2 separate regions of the Homo sapiens genome follow, and region 2 is linked to region 1. A link is an interaction called in ENCODE POLR2A ChIA-PET data of the cell type or tissue named here. Cell type or tissue: B cell. All regions are shown on one strand. Each heading gives the region's core, and the rest is flanking DNA. Links, peaks and the distances in the headings are about the cores only.

The links. Peaks named below come from ENCODE experiments on the same cell type or tissue, not always from the same donor. Only the 100,000 strongest peaks of a DNase experiment are listed, where the experiment ranks them.
Region 2: POLR2A ChIA-PET joins it to region 1 with 6 read pairs; 5 of 35 experiments call an interaction of 5 or more read pairs at or near these places.

What each region holds. Positions count from the first base shown.
Region 1 is chr12:121,390,257-121,394,643 of GRCh38, reverse strand. It overlaps LOC124903037 (a long non-coding RNA gene), which reads right to left. Exons shown (of 2, transcript XR_007063498.1): 2 at 2,218-2,674. Among named protein-coding and RNA genes, the nearest start is that of RNF34, 7.7 kb to the left of the region's middle. RefSeq lists an enhancer at 2,452-2,861. In B cell, for the core only: no CTCF peak of the experiment used is centred there; a DNase peak (open chromatin) is centred at 2,723; H3K4me3 peaks cover 582 bases.
Region 2 is chr12:121,656,634-121,661,020 of GRCh38, reverse strand. MORN3 (MORN repeat containing 3) reads left to right here. Exons shown (of 6, transcript NM_173855.5): 2 at 1,673-1,830. Among named protein-coding and RNA genes, the nearest start is that of MORN3, 11 kb to the left of the region's middle. In B cell, for the core only: no CTCF peak of the experiment used is centred there; a DNase peak (open chromatin) is centred at 1,870; H3K4me3 peaks cover 943 bases; H3K27ac peaks cover 1,357 bases.

The DNA of each region.
Region 1 (4,387 bases), core at 277-4,276:
GGGCCTGGGAGGTCACGGCTATAGTGAGCCATGATTGTGTCACTGCACTCCAGCCTAGGTGACAGAGTAAGACCCTATCTCAAATACACAATTAGGTTGGGCACGGTCTCTCACACCTATAATCCCAGCACTTTGGGAGGCCGAAGTGGGACCACCACTTTCAGGCAGGAGAACAGGGTCTGGAGACAGGGAGCCTAAGGCCAACCTGCAGCAGACTTCTTGGAACTGGACCAGAAGGAAAACCCCACCTCTCCATGCCCAAGTGATAAGGGGCCAGAGGCTCCTCCCTCTACAAAATCCCCTCTCCCTTAGGTCACAAACAGTAAATGCCTCTAATTGGTAGAGGGCCAAGCCTTCACTTCAGCCTTTGATTGGTTGTGGGCAAATCCTTCATTGGCATAGGATGTAAGCAATTGGAAGCCTCTAAAGGGTACCTAGGGATGTTGCAAAATTCTTTTAGTTTAATAAAAACCCTAAACAACATTGCAGCTGGGGCTCTTGAGCTGCTTGCTTGAGTCCGCTCCCACTCTGTGGAGTGTACTTTCATTTCAATAAATCTGTGCTTTTGTTGCTTCATTCTTTTGTTGCTTTGTGCATTTTGTTCAATTCTTTGTTCAACGTGCCAAGAACCTGGACAACTCACAATCAAGACTTTCCATTCGGTAACAGCTTGAGCCCAGGAGTTGGACACCAGCCTGGGCAACATAGTGAAACCCTGTCTCTACAAAAAATAAAAAATTAGCCAGGTGTGGTGGTGCACGGCTGTGGTCCCAGCTACTCAGGAGGCTGAGACAGGAGGATTACTTGAGCCCAGGAATGTGAGACTGCAGTGAGCCGTGATTGTGTCACCGCACTCCAACCTGGACGATAAAACAAGACCTTGTCTCAAAAAAAACTAATAAGTCCAGGTGCAGTGGCTCATGTCTGTAACTCATGACTTGAGAGGCCAAGGCAGGCAGGTAACTTGAGCCGAGGAGTTCGAGATCAGCCTGGGCTCTACAAAAAACACAAAAAATTAACTGGGCATGGTGACAGGAGCCTGTAGTCCCAGCTACTCCAGAGACTCAGGTTGGAGGATCACCTGAGCTCTGGAGGTTGAGACTGCAGTTAACCGTGTTTGCACCACTGCATTCCTACTTGAGTGAGAAAGTGAGACCCTGTTTCAAAAAATAATAATAATTAAATTTTTGTAAGTTACTGAATAATCTTTTTCAACATGATGTGTACTTAAAAGACAACAGGCCAGGCGCAGTGGCTCACGCCTGTAATCCTAGCACTTTGGGAGGCCAAGGCGAGTGGATCACGAGGTCAGATCGAGACCATCCTGGCTAACACGGTGAAACCCTGTCTCCACTAAAAATCGAAAAAGAAATTGGCTGGGTGTGGTGGCAGGCACCTGTAGTCCCAGCTACCCAGGAGGCTGAGGCAGGAGAATGGTGTGAACCCAGGAGGCGGAGCTTGCAGTAAGCCGAGATCACGCCACTGCACTCCAGCCTGGGCGACAGAGCAAGACTCCTCAAAAAAAAAAAAAAAAAAAGAGTATTTGGCCGGGTGCGGTGGCTCACGCCTGTAATCCCAGCACTTTGGGAGGCCGAGACTGGTGGATCATGAGGTCAGGAGATCGAGACCATCCTGGCTAACATGGTGAAACCCCATCTCTACTAAAAATACAAAAAAATTAGCAGGGTGTGGTGGTGGGCGCCTGTAGTCCCAGCTACTTGGGAGGCTGAGGCAGGAGAATGGCGTGAACCCGGGAGGCGGAGCTTGCAGTGAGCCGAGATGGTGCCACTGCACTCCAGCCTGGGTGACAGAGCAAGACTCTGTCTCAAAAAAAAAAAAAAAAAAAAAAAAGACAATAGGGTAGAAGGCTTTATTATTATCCTAACAATGGAATCACCCAATGATAACAAGTCATAGAAGGCAGATAATATGCCTTTTTAAAAGTTGGTTAGCAACTTGCTGTATTAAGCCATTTCTTATTCTGGAAAATGTCAAACATATTTAAAGTAAATAGAATAATACAATGAACCCTCACATACCCATCACCCAGTTTTAACAGTTCTCTACATTCTGCCATTCGTGTCTCATCTCCAGCACGTGTACCTCTCTACCCATGCCCCACCACTCTCCCATCTAAGCTCAACTGCATCATCATTAGACGAGTGCCCAACTCTGGTTGCCTAGATATGAGCCAGATCAAAATATTTGAGAATTGGATCTGGTTTGCTATGTTTTTATTTATCCTTGGTCAATTTAACAAATATAACTATTTTACCTACTCAAGGTAATCCATCTTTTTTGGACTCATTGCATAAGTTTTATAATTTAAAAGATCAAATAAACTCTCTAACCATCCCTGCTTAACCTGAGTTTGCAAATGCCAAAGTTGTAGATAGGTCATAAAGTTGACTCACTGGTAGAAATGACGAAGTATCTCTTCATCTGAATGCTTAAACCAGCTCCCATCTGAATCCAGACTGTGATTGACTTCCGCTACAGTAAAGATGGTTTCAACAATACTTATTGCACTTTAGAGAAACATCTCTGCAGCTGGAGAACAGATGGCTCCCCAGAATCATTTTCTTTTGGACTGATAGCATCTTTTTGGAATTCTGCCAGTGAATTATGCTGTCAACTCGTACATGTAATCTTCTTCTGCCTTACGTCTCTCCCTCTGTAAAATGGAGAAAATGGTTGTGAACCGGGAACTTATGTCTTCAACTTTGCCAAATAGCTGAAGAATCCTGAAAGTGAAACAGAAACAGAACTTTCTGTGGTTCCCAGGCCAGGCACGGTAGCTCATGCCTATGTCCCAACACTTTGGAGGCTGAGGCGGGCAGATCACTTGAGTTCAGGAGTTTGAGACCAGCCTGGCCAACATGGTGAAACCCTGTCTCTACTACAAATACAAAAATTAGGCTGGCATGGTGGTGCGTGCCTGTAATCCCAGCTACCCAGGAGGTTGAGGCATGACAATCACTTGAATCCAGGAGGCGAAGGTTGCAGTGAGCCGAGATCATGCCACTGCACTCCAGCCTGGGTGACAGAACGAGACTCTGTGTCAAATAAATAAATTAAAAAAAAAAAAGGCCAGGCATGGTGGCTCATGCCTGTAATCCCAGCACTTTGAGAGGCCAAGGCGGGCAGATCACGAGGTCAGGAGTTCGAGACCAGCCTGGCCAAGATGGTGAAACCCCATCTCTACTAAAAATACAAAAATTAGCTGGGTGCGGTGGTGGGCACATGTAATCCCAGCTACTCGGGAGGCTGAGGCAGAATTGCTTGAACCCGGGAGGCAGAGGTTGTAGTGAGCTGAGATCATACCACTGCACTCCAGCCTGGGCCACAGAGCAAGACTGTCTCGAAAAACAAAATAAAATAAATAAATAAATAAATAAAGTGGTTTCCAGAGAGTGAGACAAATAACACAGGGCCAATTGATATTTCTCTGAAGTTGGAGCACTTTACAGGCTTTTTCTCCAATAACCCTCCTTAGCAGGCAGAAAGGAGAAAGGGTTTTCTTCTTTTCATGGCTTGGGAAGGTGAGCTGTCTTGCCTGAGGCTCAGTGAGGCAGTGATGAAAGAAGAGCTGCCAACTCTCCTATCCCCAGTCCAGCATGATGCTCACCAGAATTACGATTCTTCCAATAAAAAGACAGACCTTCCAAAACAAGTTCATTCTTATACAGTAAATCTACATTCATATACGTCTTAGTCCATTGGTGTTGCTATAAAGGAACACTTGAGACTGAGTAATTTAAAAAGAAAATAGGTTTATTTGCAGGGCTGGGGGAAATGGCTCACACCTGTAATACCAGCACTTTGGGAGGCTCAAATGGGAGGATCACTTGAGCCCAAGTTTTATAGACCAGCCTGGGCAACACAGCAAGATTCAGTCTGTAAAATCTACCAGTGAGTCGATTTTATGACCTATCTCCAACTTTGACATTTGCAAACTCAGGTTAAGCAGGGGGTTGGTTAGCCAAGCGTGATGGCACATACCCATAGTTCTCACTACTTGGGAGGCTGAGGCCAGAGGATCACTTGACCTCAGGAACTGCAGGCCATCCTGGACAAGAGAGAGAGACACCGGCTCTAAAAAATAATAAGTAAATAAATAAAAATTTAAAAGTTTGCCAGGTTCTCATCTTGTTAACCGTTGTATCATAGTATGGTTTTGCTTGAACGGAGTCTCACTAAGATCTAGAAATTCTGAACTTAATAATGAGTCCCGGCAGAGCACAGTACCTCATGCCTGTAATCCCTGCACTTTGCGAGGCCCAGGCAGGCGGATCACCTGAGGTCAGGAGTTTGAGACCAGCCTGACCAACATGGTGAAACCCTGTCTCTACTAAAAATACAAAAAATTAGCAAGGCTTGGTGGCAG
Region 2 (4,387 bases), core at 120-4,119, 270 kb before region 1:
ACGTCAGCATAGCCAACACAGCCAGATCCTGTCTAAAAAAAAGAAAGAAAAAGGCCAGGCGCGGTGGCTCACGCCTGTAATCCTAGCACTTTGGGAAGCCGAGGCGGACAGATCACCTAAGGTCGGGAGTTCGAGACCAGCCTGACCAACATGGAGAGACCCCCGTCTCTACTGAAAATACAAAATTAGCCAGGCGTGCTGGTGCATTCCTGTAATCCCAGCTACTTGGGGGGATGAGGTGGAAGAATTGCTTGTACCTGAGAGGTGGAAGTTGCAGTGAGCCGAGATCGTGCCATTGCACTCCAGCCCAGGCAACGATAGCAAAACTCCGTCTTAAAAAAAAAAAAAAAGAAAGAAAGAAAGAAAAAAAAAGGCCGGGTGCGGTGGCTCATGCCTGCAATCCCAGTATTATGGGTGGCCAAGGCAGACGGATCACGATGTCAGGAGTTAGAGACCAGCCTGGCCAATATGGTAAAACCCCGTCTCTACTAAAAATACAAAAATTAGCTGGGCATGGTGGCGGGCACCTGTAATTCTAGCTACTGGGGTGGCTAAGGCAGGAGAATCTCTTGAACCAGGAGGCGGAGGTTGCAGTGAGCCGAGATCGCAACACTGCACTTCAGCCTGGGCAACACAGCAAGACTCTGTCTCAAAAAAAAAAAAAAGAAAGAAAGAAAGAAAAAAAAAGAGAAAACAGTAAATTAGCAGGTATTAGTCACCTACAACATGCCAGGAACAGTTTGTTTGTTTGTTTGTTTGATTTTGAGATGGAGTTTCGCTCGTCTCCCAGGCTGGAGTGCAATGACGTCATCTCGGCTCACTGCAACGACGTCATCTCGGCTCACTGCAACCCACGCCTCCCAGGTTCAAGAGATTCTCATGCCTCAGCTTCCTGAGTAGCTGGGATTACAGGCGCCTGCCACCACGCCTGGCTAATTTTTGTATTTTTAGTAGACACAGGGTTTCGCCATTTTGGTCAGGCTGGTCTCGAACTCCTGACCTCAGGTGATCCACCCGCCTCAGCCTCCCAAAGTGCTGGGATTACAGGCTCGAGCCACTGCACCCAGCCTCCAGGCACAGTTTTTCAGTGCAGGGAACAAAACAGACCAAAGTCTGTGCCCTCCTGCAGCTCACATTCTCCTGGAAAAGACAGGCATGCGACACTAATCAACAAATAAGAGAATTACCTCTGGCCGGACGCAGTGGCTCACGCCTGTAATCCCAGCACTTTGGGAGACCGAGGTGGGCATATCACTTGAGGTCAGGAGTTTCAGACCTGCCTGGCCAACATGGAACCCCATCTTTACTAAAACACAAAATTAGCTAAGTGTGTTGGCGCACACCTGTAGTCCTAGCTACTCTGGAGGCTGAGGCAGGAGTATCTCCTGAACCCGGGAGGCAGAGGTTGCAGTGAGCTGAGATCGCGCCACTGCACTCCAGCCTGGGCGACAGAGTGAGACACTGCCTCAAAAAAAAAAAAGAAAGAAAGAAAGAAAGAAAGAAATGGAACTTTCCTGGCCTTCTCCTGGGTACTTGGTGTCTAGGATGATGCGCAGAGCCTGTCCCAGCTCTCTAGATTCGTCTAGTTGGGGGCCCCTGAGGCTCAGGCAGGCACACCACCCCCACCCCCCGGCGGCCATGTCTGCAGCATTGCCCATCTGTGTGTCACCAGGGAAAGGAACACAGGTCTGGAAGAAGAAAGGAGCCATCTATGAGGGGGACTGGAAGTTTGGGAAGCGAGACGGCTACGGCACCCTCAGCCTTCCTGACCAACAGACAGGAAAGTGCAGGAGAGTCTACTCAGGCTGGTGGAAAGGTGATAAGAAATCGGTGAGCAGGCCTGCCAGCCGGGGTGTGTGTGTGTGTGTGTGTGTGTGTGTGTGCGCGCGTGTGTGTTTAGGGGAAGCCGAGAGAGGCCTGGGAGAAAAGAGAGGGGAGGTCTACAGGGAGGAGGACAGGGTTGTGCTGCTCGTGGGAGAAGGAAGGGGTGGGGGAATTGCAAAGTTTCTCAGAACAAAACCCAGGAAACAGGAAGCAACAGAAGGCCAGGGAGGAGCCCACGAAACCCTGCGGTTGCGAGGAGCCAGCCAGGCTTGTGGGGACGAAGTCGCCTCCACCCTTTTCCCCCTCGTTTCCTGGCTTTCTTTTCCCCAGGTATCACTTTCTGAGAATCCCCTTTCTGCTGGGCCTGAATAAAAGGGAGGTAGGAAAAGTGGGAGCAAGAGAGCAGGGGACAGGAGAGGAGGGTCCCGGGGGGCCGAAGCCAGCCAGAGGCGCGTGCTCAGCCCGGAAACACCCAAGCTGGGCACAGGTTCCCTCCATCTACTCCCACAAGTGTGGAGGAATCCTCACCATCAGTCCCAGAGACACTAATAATAAACAGTATTGCAACTGAGCAACTGCTACTGTGAGCCTGAAACACATATTTAAAACTTTTTTTTTTTTTTTTTTTTTTGAGAGGGAGTCTCATCCTGCCGCCCAGGCTGGAGTGCAGTGGCGCCATCTTGGCTCACTGCGAGCTCCGCCTCCCGGGTTCACGCCATTCTCCTGCCTCAGCTTCCCAGGTTGCTGGGACTACAGGCGCCCGCCACCACGCCCGGCTAATTTTTTGTATTTTCAGTAAAGACGGGGTTTCACCGTGTTAGCCAGGATGGTCTCCATCCCCTGACCTCGTGATCCGCCCGCCTCGGCCTTCCAAAGTGCTGGGATTACAGGCGTGAGCCACCGCGCCCGGCCTGAAACACATTTAATATTCAGTTAACTCTCACAGCAACAGCTCATCATCATCATCATCTTCATGCCCATTTTATTGATAAGCAAACAAGCTCGAAGAGATGAGGTGTCTTGTAACTGCCCAAGGGGTTCACCTTGCCGGTGCCTGGCCTTGAGTTGTATTATTACTCAAATCAGTCTCCCCGAACATTCCAGCAGCAGAGTTTTTAAGGATAACTTGGTGGGTGGGGGAAAGACAGTGAACCAGGAGTGCTGATTGGTCAGAGATAAAATCATAGGGAGTCAAAGCTGTCTTCTTGCTCCCCAGACAGAGCCGATTCATCAAGACGGGAATTGCAATAGAGAAAGAGTAATTAACACAGAACTGGCTGTGTGGGAGACCTGAGTTTTATTATTATTATTATTAATTTATTTATTTTTTGAGATGGAGTTTCGCTCTTGTCGCCACGCTGGAGTGCAATGGTGTGATCTCGGCTCACCGCAACCTCCGCCTCCTGGGTTCAAGCGATTCTCCTGCCTCAGTCTCCCGAGTAGCTGGGATTACAGGCATGTGGTACCACACACTGCTAATTTTGTATTTTTAGTAGAGACAGAGTTTCTCCATATTGGCCAGGCTGGTCTCGAACTCCCGACCTCAGGTGATCCGCCAGCCTGGGCCTCCCAAAGTGCTAAGATTACGGGCATGAGCCACCGCGCCTGGCCCTGGGTTGTATTATTACTCAAATCAGTCTCCCGGAACATTCTGGCTGCAGAGTTTTTAAGGATAACTTGGTGGGTGGGGGAAAGAGTAAGCCAGGCGTGCTGATTGGTCAGAGATAAAATCACAGGGAGTCAAAGCTGTCTTCTTGCCCTGAGTCAGTTCCTAGGTGGGGAGCCACAAGATCACATAAATCAGTTTATTGATTTGGGTAGTGCCAGCTGATCCATCAAGTGCAAGGTCTGCAAAATATCTTAAGCATTGATCTTAGGAGCAGTTTAGTGAGGATCAGAATCTTGTAGCTTCCAGCTGCATGACTCCTAAACCATAATTTATAATCTTGTAGCTAATGTTAATCCTACAAAGGCAATCTAGTCCCCAGGCAAGAAGGAGGTCTTCGGGAAAGGGCTGTTACTGTCTTTGTTTAAACTATAAACTATAAGTTTCTCCCAAAGTTAGTTCAGCTTAAGCCCAGGAATGGACATGGACAGCTTAGAGGTTAGAAGCAAGATGGAGTCAGTTAAATTAAATCTCTTTCACTGTCTCAGTCATAATTTTGCAAAGGCAGTTTCAGTCTTGCCTGGAGTCACACAGCTAGCAAGTGGTAGAGCCCAGGGTTTCATGTTCTCTGCTCCCAAATTGTTTATTGGCAAGTAGGAAGAGAAAGCCCTGAATAACCAATTTACGTAGAATATGGTATTAGGAGGGATGTTTTCACAGGGTGCCCAGAGGAAGGTCATCAAGCCCAGCCTAGAGAATTCAGGACAGAAGGCTAAGCACAATGGCTCACGCCTGTAATCCCAGCAATTTGGGAGGCAGACAGGGGTGTATCACTTGAGGTCAGGAGTTCGAGACTAGCCTGGCCAACATGGTGAAACCCCCGTCTCTACTAAATAAAAAACACAAAAAAAATTAGCCGGGCATAGTGGTGTGTACCTGTAGTCCCAGCTAGGGAGA